Linked DNA regions of Homo sapiens: regions 1 and 2 are each linked to region 3. Evidence: chromatin contacts called from ENCODE Hi-C or POLR2A ChIA-PET data. All regions are on one chromosome and are shown on one strand. The core of a region is the stretch at or near the end of the contact, and the rest is flanking DNA. Distances in the headings are between cores, read along the strand shown.

The links. Hi-C counts contacts between places; a loop is a spot of excess contacts on that map. ChIA-PET counts read pairs that join two places held with the same protein, here RNA polymerase II (POLR2A). Pooled maps may share reads with other maps.
Region 1: a loop to region 3 is called in a map of B cell, with 19 times the contacts of the local background. The contact joins the promoter of TFG here to the promoter of DCBLD2 in region 3. A Hi-C loop is called at or near these places in 3 of 168 maps with a recorded cell type or tissue (B cell, CD4-positive, alpha-beta T cell and CD8-positive, alpha-beta T cell) and 16 of 50 pooled maps.
Region 2: a loop to region 3 is called in a map of B cell, with 8 times the contacts of the local background. The contact joins the enhancer-like site here to the promoter of DCBLD2 in region 3. A Hi-C loop is called at or near these places in 1 of 168 maps with a recorded cell type or tissue (B cell) and 5 of 50 pooled maps. POLR2A ChIA-PET finds 5 or more read pairs at or near these places in 1 of 52 experiments (PC-3).

The regions. Positions count from the first base shown.
Region 1 is chr3:100,708,214-100,710,913 of GRCh38, reverse strand. It overlaps TFG (trafficking from ER to golgi regulator), which reads right to left and starts at 1,420. Exons shown (of 8, transcript NM_006070.6): 1 at 1,193-1,420. RefSeq lists enhancers at 70-960, 961-1,852 and a silencer at 1,094-1,323.
Region 2 is chr3:100,045,806-100,048,505 of GRCh38, reverse strand. All of the region lies in intron 1 of CMSS1 (cms1 ribosomal small subunit homolog), which reads right to left. The region is part of intron 1 of FILIP1L (filamin A interacting protein 1 like); the gene reads left to right. Among named protein-coding and RNA genes, the nearest start is that of FILIP1L, 67 kb to the left of the region's middle. RefSeq lists an enhancer at 658-747. Within about 2 kb of position 1,330, at least 14 of the 41 ENCODE cell types and tissues checked have a DNase peak (open chromatin) inside an H3K27ac peak, as active enhancers do; they include B cell, where a contact is called at or near this core.
Region 3 is chr3:98,900,347-98,903,046 of GRCh38, reverse strand. DCBLD2 (discoidin, CUB and LCCL domain containing 2) reads left to right here and starts at 1,352. Exons shown (of 16, transcript NM_080927.4): 1 at 1,352-1,925. The coding sequence starts at 1,721. LOC105374002 (a long non-coding RNA gene) reads right to left here and starts at 1,033. Exons shown (of 2, transcript NR_189121.1): 1 at 530-1,033. RefSeq lists silencers at 1,034-1,083, 1,224-1,913 and enhancers at 1,021-1,736, 1,737-2,453.

The sequences.
Region 1 (2,700 bases), core at 171-2,670, 1.8 Mb before region 3:
TCAAGGGGAAATCCCAACCCAACATTACTTCACATACAGAATTCTGGTACTCATTTTCTCTTCCAAAGTAGAGACTGGTATTAACTAGTTCCTAGAACTGCCAGTAGGAGCCCTACGACAAGCTCTTCTCCCATCTTGTCCTTGCCCCGCCCCCTCTGAAGTCCAGAAATGACTCGGCTTCTAACTTGTATAATATAACCCTCTACCAGGTACACTTTTCTCAGCACTGGGAATAATCTGACACGCCCAAGGTCATATAAAAAGCCTGCCTCCTGAACCAGGTTCTAGGTTCGGCGGACAAACTTCTGGTTCTACTACCTCTAAGGGTAAGACCCTGCTCAATTTCAGAGGCTGTGGCTTAAGCACCTCCTGAGGGGAGCAGTTTCCTTCAAGAAATACTAAGCCAAGTCAACCTGTAATTATTCTAAAGAATGCCAAGAGGCCTCAAACCCTGCCTCAAAGGCAGTGCAGCAAGACGGTAAAGATTCTCACTACTAGCTATGTGATCTTAAGTCCTCCAAGGCTCACTTTCATCACATTCGAAATGAAAACAACCATATCTGAATTTGGAGGAATCCTTGTGATGATTAAATGAGACAGTGCATCCAAAATACTTACTGTAGTGTCCAGCAAAGCAAACTCTTAAAGTTAGCTAGAATCATCACTATAAACCAGGCTGGGCCTCCAGCCGGCGCTTGATTAAGCGCTGACTTAGCCAAGGAACTAGGCTCCGATTCTATGACCCCAATCAACTTATTCCCGTAGGCGCCACTCCACACCCTTCCGAGCTCCTTCGGGTATTGGGCGCCGGCCGCCCCAAACCTCCCAAAGCCCCTCTCCTCTCAATCCAAACGCTTGGAGGCAGGCTGCACCAAGGCATTAGCTGGCGCACTCCCCTCCCGGAGCCCCCCAGGCGCGCCTCCTGGCCACCGCAGCCAGGGGTTGCCTCTCTCCCCTCCCCCTCCGCGACCTCCCTTCCCCTCCCCCCATGCAAGGCCCCGCCCGCCCTCCCCCCCGGCCTCGTCCTCCCTCCCACCCCCTCCTCCCTCCCACCCCCTCCTCCCTCCAGCCCCTTCCCACAGTGCCTCCGACCCCAGCTGCCGCGCGGTTCGAACGAGGCCCTCCCAGCGCCTCCTAGTCTCCCGGCCTCCTCGGACAGAGCGCCCGCAACCCCCGTCTCCAGTGGCCATACCGGCTTGCGGAGGCCGCGGCCGCCGCCTCTCCGCAGGTCTCCGCTGAATGGGCGGACGCGAGGCCACTGGACTGGGGCGTCGCGGGGAGGCGGTGGTCACGGCCCCCTCGGTTGCCCTTCGCGACCGCCGCACCTCGCTCGCAGGCTCGCGCGGGCCCCGGCCAATCGCGCTGACCCAACAAGCCTAGCGAGAACTTGGGCTCTGTACGTGGCAGGTGGGGGAAGAACAGAGGCGGGAGCAAGAAAAAAAAAAATGTCCTTTCGCCCCTCCTTATTGCGCGTGGACATACCCAGGACGCATGCGCGACGGCGCGAGGCGCAGGGCTGGCTGGGTCCCGGCTGCCTAGGCCGAAGAGTCCCTGCTTTCTCACTGGATGACGGGATTTAGGAAGCGTGAGCTGCCCCGATGCACGCATGCGCGGGGCGTGACCACGCACTTCCGGTTTTCTCGAAAGCGGGTATTTCCGTTTCTCGCCAATGGGCGGGGCGTAGTGCGCTGTTCTAAACTTTTTGAGAGTTGGTTGCAGTAGACGTCTGTCCAACTTTAAGTGGTTTTTGTCGTTATTGTTGACCATTGTAGTAACAGCTGAAAAAGAAAAAACCTTTTCTTCTATAAATCCATTCATTCATTATTGGGAGCCTATGCTTTGCCAAGCCCGGTTCTAGGAATGGGGGTGAATCATTTTGTGAGCAAGGAGTTTCCAATTAAGCAGGGAAGACCTACAGCGTTTATGAGCAAGGAAAATCTGTAACTGTGTAAAGGACAAAAGCTGGGAAATTAAGGCTAAAGATTCCTGAGTGATTTTTAGAGGATAAGGCATTTGAGTGTGTCCTACGTACTCTTCCCTTCTCCCTTACCTGTTCAAATAGAAATACAGTATGAGTAAGTAGGAATTTATAGCCAAGGGGTGGAAGTCGGTCAGTGGATGGAAAATTACTAAGAGGAAATATCAGGGGCAAGGGAGATTCTGGCTAAACCAACACAACAGGATTCTAGACGAAGATAGGCCAGGATAGCAGACATCACCTGGGGGTGGTGGAGGATGAGGAACCCCATCAAGGGTGAGGGATTCTCACTACACTGCCTTAACAAGGTTCTTTGCTGAAACTGAGTTTTACAAGAAGATGCACAGATGGTCCTAGGAGAAGGCCCAGGAGCCCGAAGTTTGGCCAAACGGAGAATGTTTGTCACTTCTAAGGTGGAGACTAAGCTGATAAATAAAGCATTTAGACCCTACCTGGTCTCCAGTTGTTTACCAGTTATAAAAGAAAAACTTAAGCTGAATTAAATTTAAAGGAGTTTAATTGAGCAGTGAACGATTTCACGAATTGGGCAGCCCCCAGAATCACAGCAGATTAAGAGACTCCAGCAGAGCCACGTGGTGGAAGATTTATAGACAAAAAAAGGGAAATGAGGTACAGAAATTGGCAGTGAAGTACAGAAACAGCTGGATTGGTTACAGGTTGGCGTTGGCCTTATTTGAACACTTAGCAGTCTATGAGTGATT
Region 2 (2,700 bases), core at 81-2,580, 1.1 Mb before region 3:
TGGGCTCTGACTGAGATGGAGTGAGCTCCGTGTCACAGCTTGCCTCGGTTAGCCACAGCTGCAGGGAAGAGCTGGCTCTACTCTTCCTCCTCTTTCCCCAACTCACCCCAAGCAAATGCTTCAAGCAGCTGCCATACTTGAGGGCTGGCAGTGCCGAAGGCTCTGAAGGTCTGGAAAGGGGAGAAATGAGGGGCCTCTGGGACTAAAGCATAACCAAATTAAGGGATAAACAAGTGAGTTAACTTTAAGTCTATTGCTAGTTTTCCTAGTAAAATAAAGACAGTGGAAGGATTTGGTCTGGACCTATCTGTCCCCTTCCCTGAGGGCTGTTCAGCAGAGCTTGGGACCTGGTCATTTGTGGGGCAAACAGGGCCAGAATGCAGGAAGACAATGCAAGCACAAGTGGACTTGGATTGTGGCTGTTTGGCCCCTATATGCCAGCTTGCCTGGGACAGTCCCTTACTACTAATTTAAACCCTTTCACTTTCACAAGCTATGGCCCAGTGTTTCTTAGGAGGGTATATTTACACTATAGGAGGGACAATTCGTTCTTTCATGAGTCTGCTCAACTCACCATAGAAAATTTGCCTACTAAGTGCCAGAAGCTACCTCCATCCTATCATTTTTCGCCCACCCTGTCATTTTGACAACCAAAAATGCCTTCCTTTTTTTTTTCAAATGCCTTCTGGGGAGAGCAGTGAGGCCCAGACGCACAGCCACTGAATGCCCTGTCAGTTAAAAGAGGAAGCAGAGGCTAAGAGAGGTGAAATGATTTGATTGAGGCTATAGCTAGACAGTGGCAGGGGCATTGTTTCTTGACTTCACATACAGTGAGGCTTCCAGAAGGACAAAACTCTACTGTCTCTTGACAGACACCTGCAGTTGAATCACTGTTTGCGGAGGCATAAACTGCAGGGAAAGAATTTACATGTGGTAATACCAGTGTTTTATTTGTGGCCACTTAATCATTCGCAGTCAGTAGCTTTATGACCCTCGCTGGTTTCAGAGGTTATGAATAATAATGGTATTCTTTAAGGAGGACATGATACTTTAGTTTTTTTAAACACATAGAATTTGGAGTTAAGTCATAAAAGCTTTCCAGAAAGGAAGAGGAGAGTTGTCATTAATTTTTAAATGCATGAAGCTTAAAGAGGGATTTACAATAATAGCATCAATAAATATGCTTTGGAAGCACCTTTTCTTCAAGGAATTCAAAACCTTTTTTTCTTCTAAAAATGTTTAAAGATATATTGTTCTCAAAAGAAGAAAATAACAACACTTCCCTCCGATAGTTTTTACTAGTTTCACTTCCTTAAAAGCATTTAATCCTGAAAATAACCCTAGAAAGGTAGGCAGAGAAAGTATTATACCCATTTTACCAACAAGGAAATTTAGGTTAGAAAACTTCAATGGCTAAACATTTAGCAGTTTTGGACCTTCAAAACCTGAGGACAATACCCTTTACATTTTATCTTGAAAACTCAAGTCGGGAGCACTGTTGATAGTCAATTATTATATTTACTTAAATAACAGCCTCTTTCTCCATGATTTAGGAGGAAATATTTTTTCCCTCTACCTAATTACTCATGGTCATTTGTTCTGCCTACCAACAGTAGTCCTGAACCATGGAAAATAGGAAAACTGGGTTACTTGGCCACTCACCACTCACTGAGCACTTACTATCTATTAGGCCCTGGCTGAGGTATTGAAGATACAAAGGCTAATCAGACCTGGCCTTATCAGGTTTGAAGGGTTCAAAACCATCTTGAGAGCATTTTGAGTATTTTTCTCACTTCTGTCAGCGCTGACTTATTTCTATTACCTGGAGCTGAGATGGCCAAGTGGTTGGTTGTGATTTTGCCCAGGCCAGGTCATTCCCTGTAATGACAACAGGACCCCTCTTTTGCTAACCTCTCTCCTCACAAAAACATCAACAACAACCAATTGTAACAACAATCCCAAATCCTGGGGGGAGTTGGGGAATTCTAGATTTATAATCTCTGTATATACAACAAGCTCTAGAGATAAAACTATGATCTACCAGTTAGGCTACTACTAGTAAACTTAAAAAAAAAAAAAGGTTGTTTACTTTCAGTGACAACTTTGAGAAATAGGTGAACAACCTGATACTTTTAACTACATTGCCAAATATAAAAATAATTCTGCAAATTCTGAATTTCCCTTTTTAAGACATGTCTGAGGCATAAGGAGGAGTGGACTATCTAGAATTAGGAATTTTCACAACTCTAAAGAAGTTACTGGATCCAAACGCTGGAATATCCTGGCCCTGATCAGTTTCAAGTATTCAGGATTAGATTCATAGAGTTATCAGTGCCCTGGGAAATTTGATGAGCCTGTTATTGAGAATACAGCTATTTAGCTGTGAAGCCTTGGGGGAAAACCAAGCAGTCATCATGTTACAATTCCTCACTATTCTCTTGCCTCTCCATACCCTTTCCTTAAAAAATAAACAAACAAAGCAAGCATGTGGCAAACATGTTTCCATTTTTCCACCAAGAATGCAGATGTGACAGCTTCTTCCCCTTCCCTTCTCTCATCCACCCCAGCTCCGCCTCCTCCCCCTTCCCCAGTGACCTCATCCCTGCGCAGAAAGGACACCAGCTGCAGGGAGGGTCAGACTCCACCAAGTGGGATCATTATCATCATTAGGAATGCCAAGAAGCCCAGAAGGCCTTGCTG
Region 3 (2,700 bases), core at 103-2,602:
ATAAATTTGGTTAAAGAGATTATTGTATAAGAAATATGCAGGGGAGTTGAAACATACGACCTCCAAAGTCCTTTCCAACTTAGACTTTCATTGAAGGATATCAGTCCCTTCCATGTTTTTGAATATCACATCTATGTATGACTATGTATACATATGTATATGTATACATGTATGGCTATGTATGACTCCCAGAGCCATAATTTCAAAGCTCTCAATCTGAGCTTTCGACTAAAATATCCATCTGCCTGTTACATAGCTTCACTTATTATCTAAGTTGGCATCTCAAATTCAATACGTCCAAAATTAACTTACTTTCCCACACAACTTGTTCCACCTTAGCAGTTTTTTGTATTTGCTAATGACACCATTGTCCTTTCAGGGACTGCTGTTAAAAACATCCTACATGGCCACTCTCTTCTAAAATAAATCACTGCGTAGACCTCTGCATTCCTCTTTCCTAAAATTCTTTTTGTCGTTCCATAGGCTTACAGTCTCCATCAAACTGCTTGTGACTCTAATTAGCACTTACTTCATTCTGACTTGCATGCTATATTTCCATCTCTGTTCCACATTTCAAGATTTCTGTAGATAGACAGCAGGTGCTCAACAACTCCTTGTAGAATGGCTGCATGAAGGTTGGGATGTTAGGTTTAAATTGCCTTTGCGGCACGGATCTTGTTTTACACTTTTTTGTCCCCCACCCCCCGCCATAAAAAGAGCAGAGAAAACAGGGAACACATATATTAAAAACTGAACACTGCATCTATTATTCTAACTCGGAGCTGTTGCAACAACTGGCGGCAGTTTTAACAAAACAAGCCACGCTCTGCCATTAAAAAAAAAAAAAAAGTCCCTTAGACTCAGCTCCCAGCTAAAACAACCCAGGATCCAGGTTTCCCACCCCCTTCCAGTGGTCTGATGTGCGTCGGAGGAGCGAGGAGAAAGGAGCAAGGAGCAAGCTGGGCCTGAGGAGCAGGGAGCGCGGGATGGGGGACGTCCCGGAAGTCACTGACGAGCTGGCTGCCGCCTCTGCGGGATCAGTTTGGGCTGAGGGCCCAACAATAACAGGCGCCCGGGCCGGGCGGGGGCCGCGGGGATCCGAAGCTGGAGGGCGGGACCTGGATTGGAGGAGGCGGGTGGGACGCCTCCAAAGGCCGAAGGGGATTGGAAGAGGGAGGTAAGGGGCGGTGGAGCTCGAGGAATGGGCCGGAGAACTAGCGGGTCGAGCGAGGAGCGAGCATGCTGATTGGGTTTCGCGGAAGGAGACGGACCAGAGCTGGCCGAGGATTGGCCGCGGTGCCTAGGGGGCGTGGCCGGCGCGCGCGAGAGGGAGCGCGAGGGAGCTGGCTGCGGGCCTGCCTGCCAGCTAGCCGGAGCCGCGGGTGAGCGCGGCGAGCGGCGACCCTGGTGAGGAGCGCGGCGCGGGAGGCACGTTCCTTAGCTCCGCCGCGGCCGTCCTCCGCGGCTCGAGGACTCCGCTTCCTTCCCTCCCCTCCCCTGCGCTCCGGCCTGGGGTCTCGGCGCGGGGAGCGGAGGGAAGGGACGAAGGAGGAGTAGGTGAAAGCGGGGTGAGGGGCGGAAGGGTCCCGGCGCGGGGTGAGGCGAGGGCTGCCTCTTGTTCTCCCGCCGCTGCCGCCGTCTCCTGGTCGGGTGCCGCGGCCAGAGGCGCGCGGGGCTGCCGAGGCACCCGCACTATGCAGGCAGACTGCCGGCCGCCGCGATGGCGAGCCGGGCGGTGGTGAGAGCCAGGCGCTGCCCGCAGTGTCCCCAAGTCCGGGCCGCGGCCGCCGCCCCCGCCTGGGCCGCGCTCCCCCTCTCCCGCTCCCTCCCTCCCTGCTCCAACTCCTCCTCCTTCTCCATGCCTCTGTTCCTCCTGCTCTTACTTGTCCTGCTCCTGCTGCTCGAGGACGCTGGAGCCCAGCAAGGTGAGTGGTCCCAGGGGAGTGAGCGGCGGGGGAACCTCCGTCGGGGCTGCGGGTCTCTTGGCCCCTGAACAAATCTGCAGACGCTGCAGGGAGGCGCGGTGCGCTTTCGTGCGTGGCCGGACCTGGCTGGGTACTCACGGGGTTGAGTTGCAAAGGCAAGGTCTTGCCCGTCTGTCCCCCAAGTTGGCGCGGCTTTACTTTTTGGCAAGGCCATTTATTTTTCTGAAAGGGGGACGTGAGACCCTGCTATGAAAGCCTCGTTGATATTAGGTCCTTCTGGGGAAAATTTTGGGGAGGAAAAAGAACCTTTGGAGGTAATGACCCCTAAAGTTAAGCTGCACGGATGGATGGACACTGTAGGAAGGCAGGTTAATTAAATAGCATCTTAAGCCTATTAAAGGTAAGTGGTGGTAATTATGATCCTTTGTGAAAGAGCCCGGGTTCTGAAGCGAATGGAATAGTTTCTGCTTATCTCTGAGTCTTGGATTCAGAACATGTTCTTTACAATCCATCATTGAGGCTGGTGGTCTAGACTGCCTTGGTCAAACACTGGGTCTGACCCAACGCTATGCTAATTTGCCCAAGTGAAGCTCTCCACATTAAAAAGGTAAGCCTTTCCAGAAAGTGACAAAACTTTTTTTTTTTTCCACCTACAATCCTTGAAAAACCTGTTCCAGAAACAGGCAAAACTGTTTATTAAATACTTATCATAATGGAAGGAGAATGCAGGGTGATTTCTTTTCCCCTTTAGTACTGTTTTCCCGTAGTGTACCAC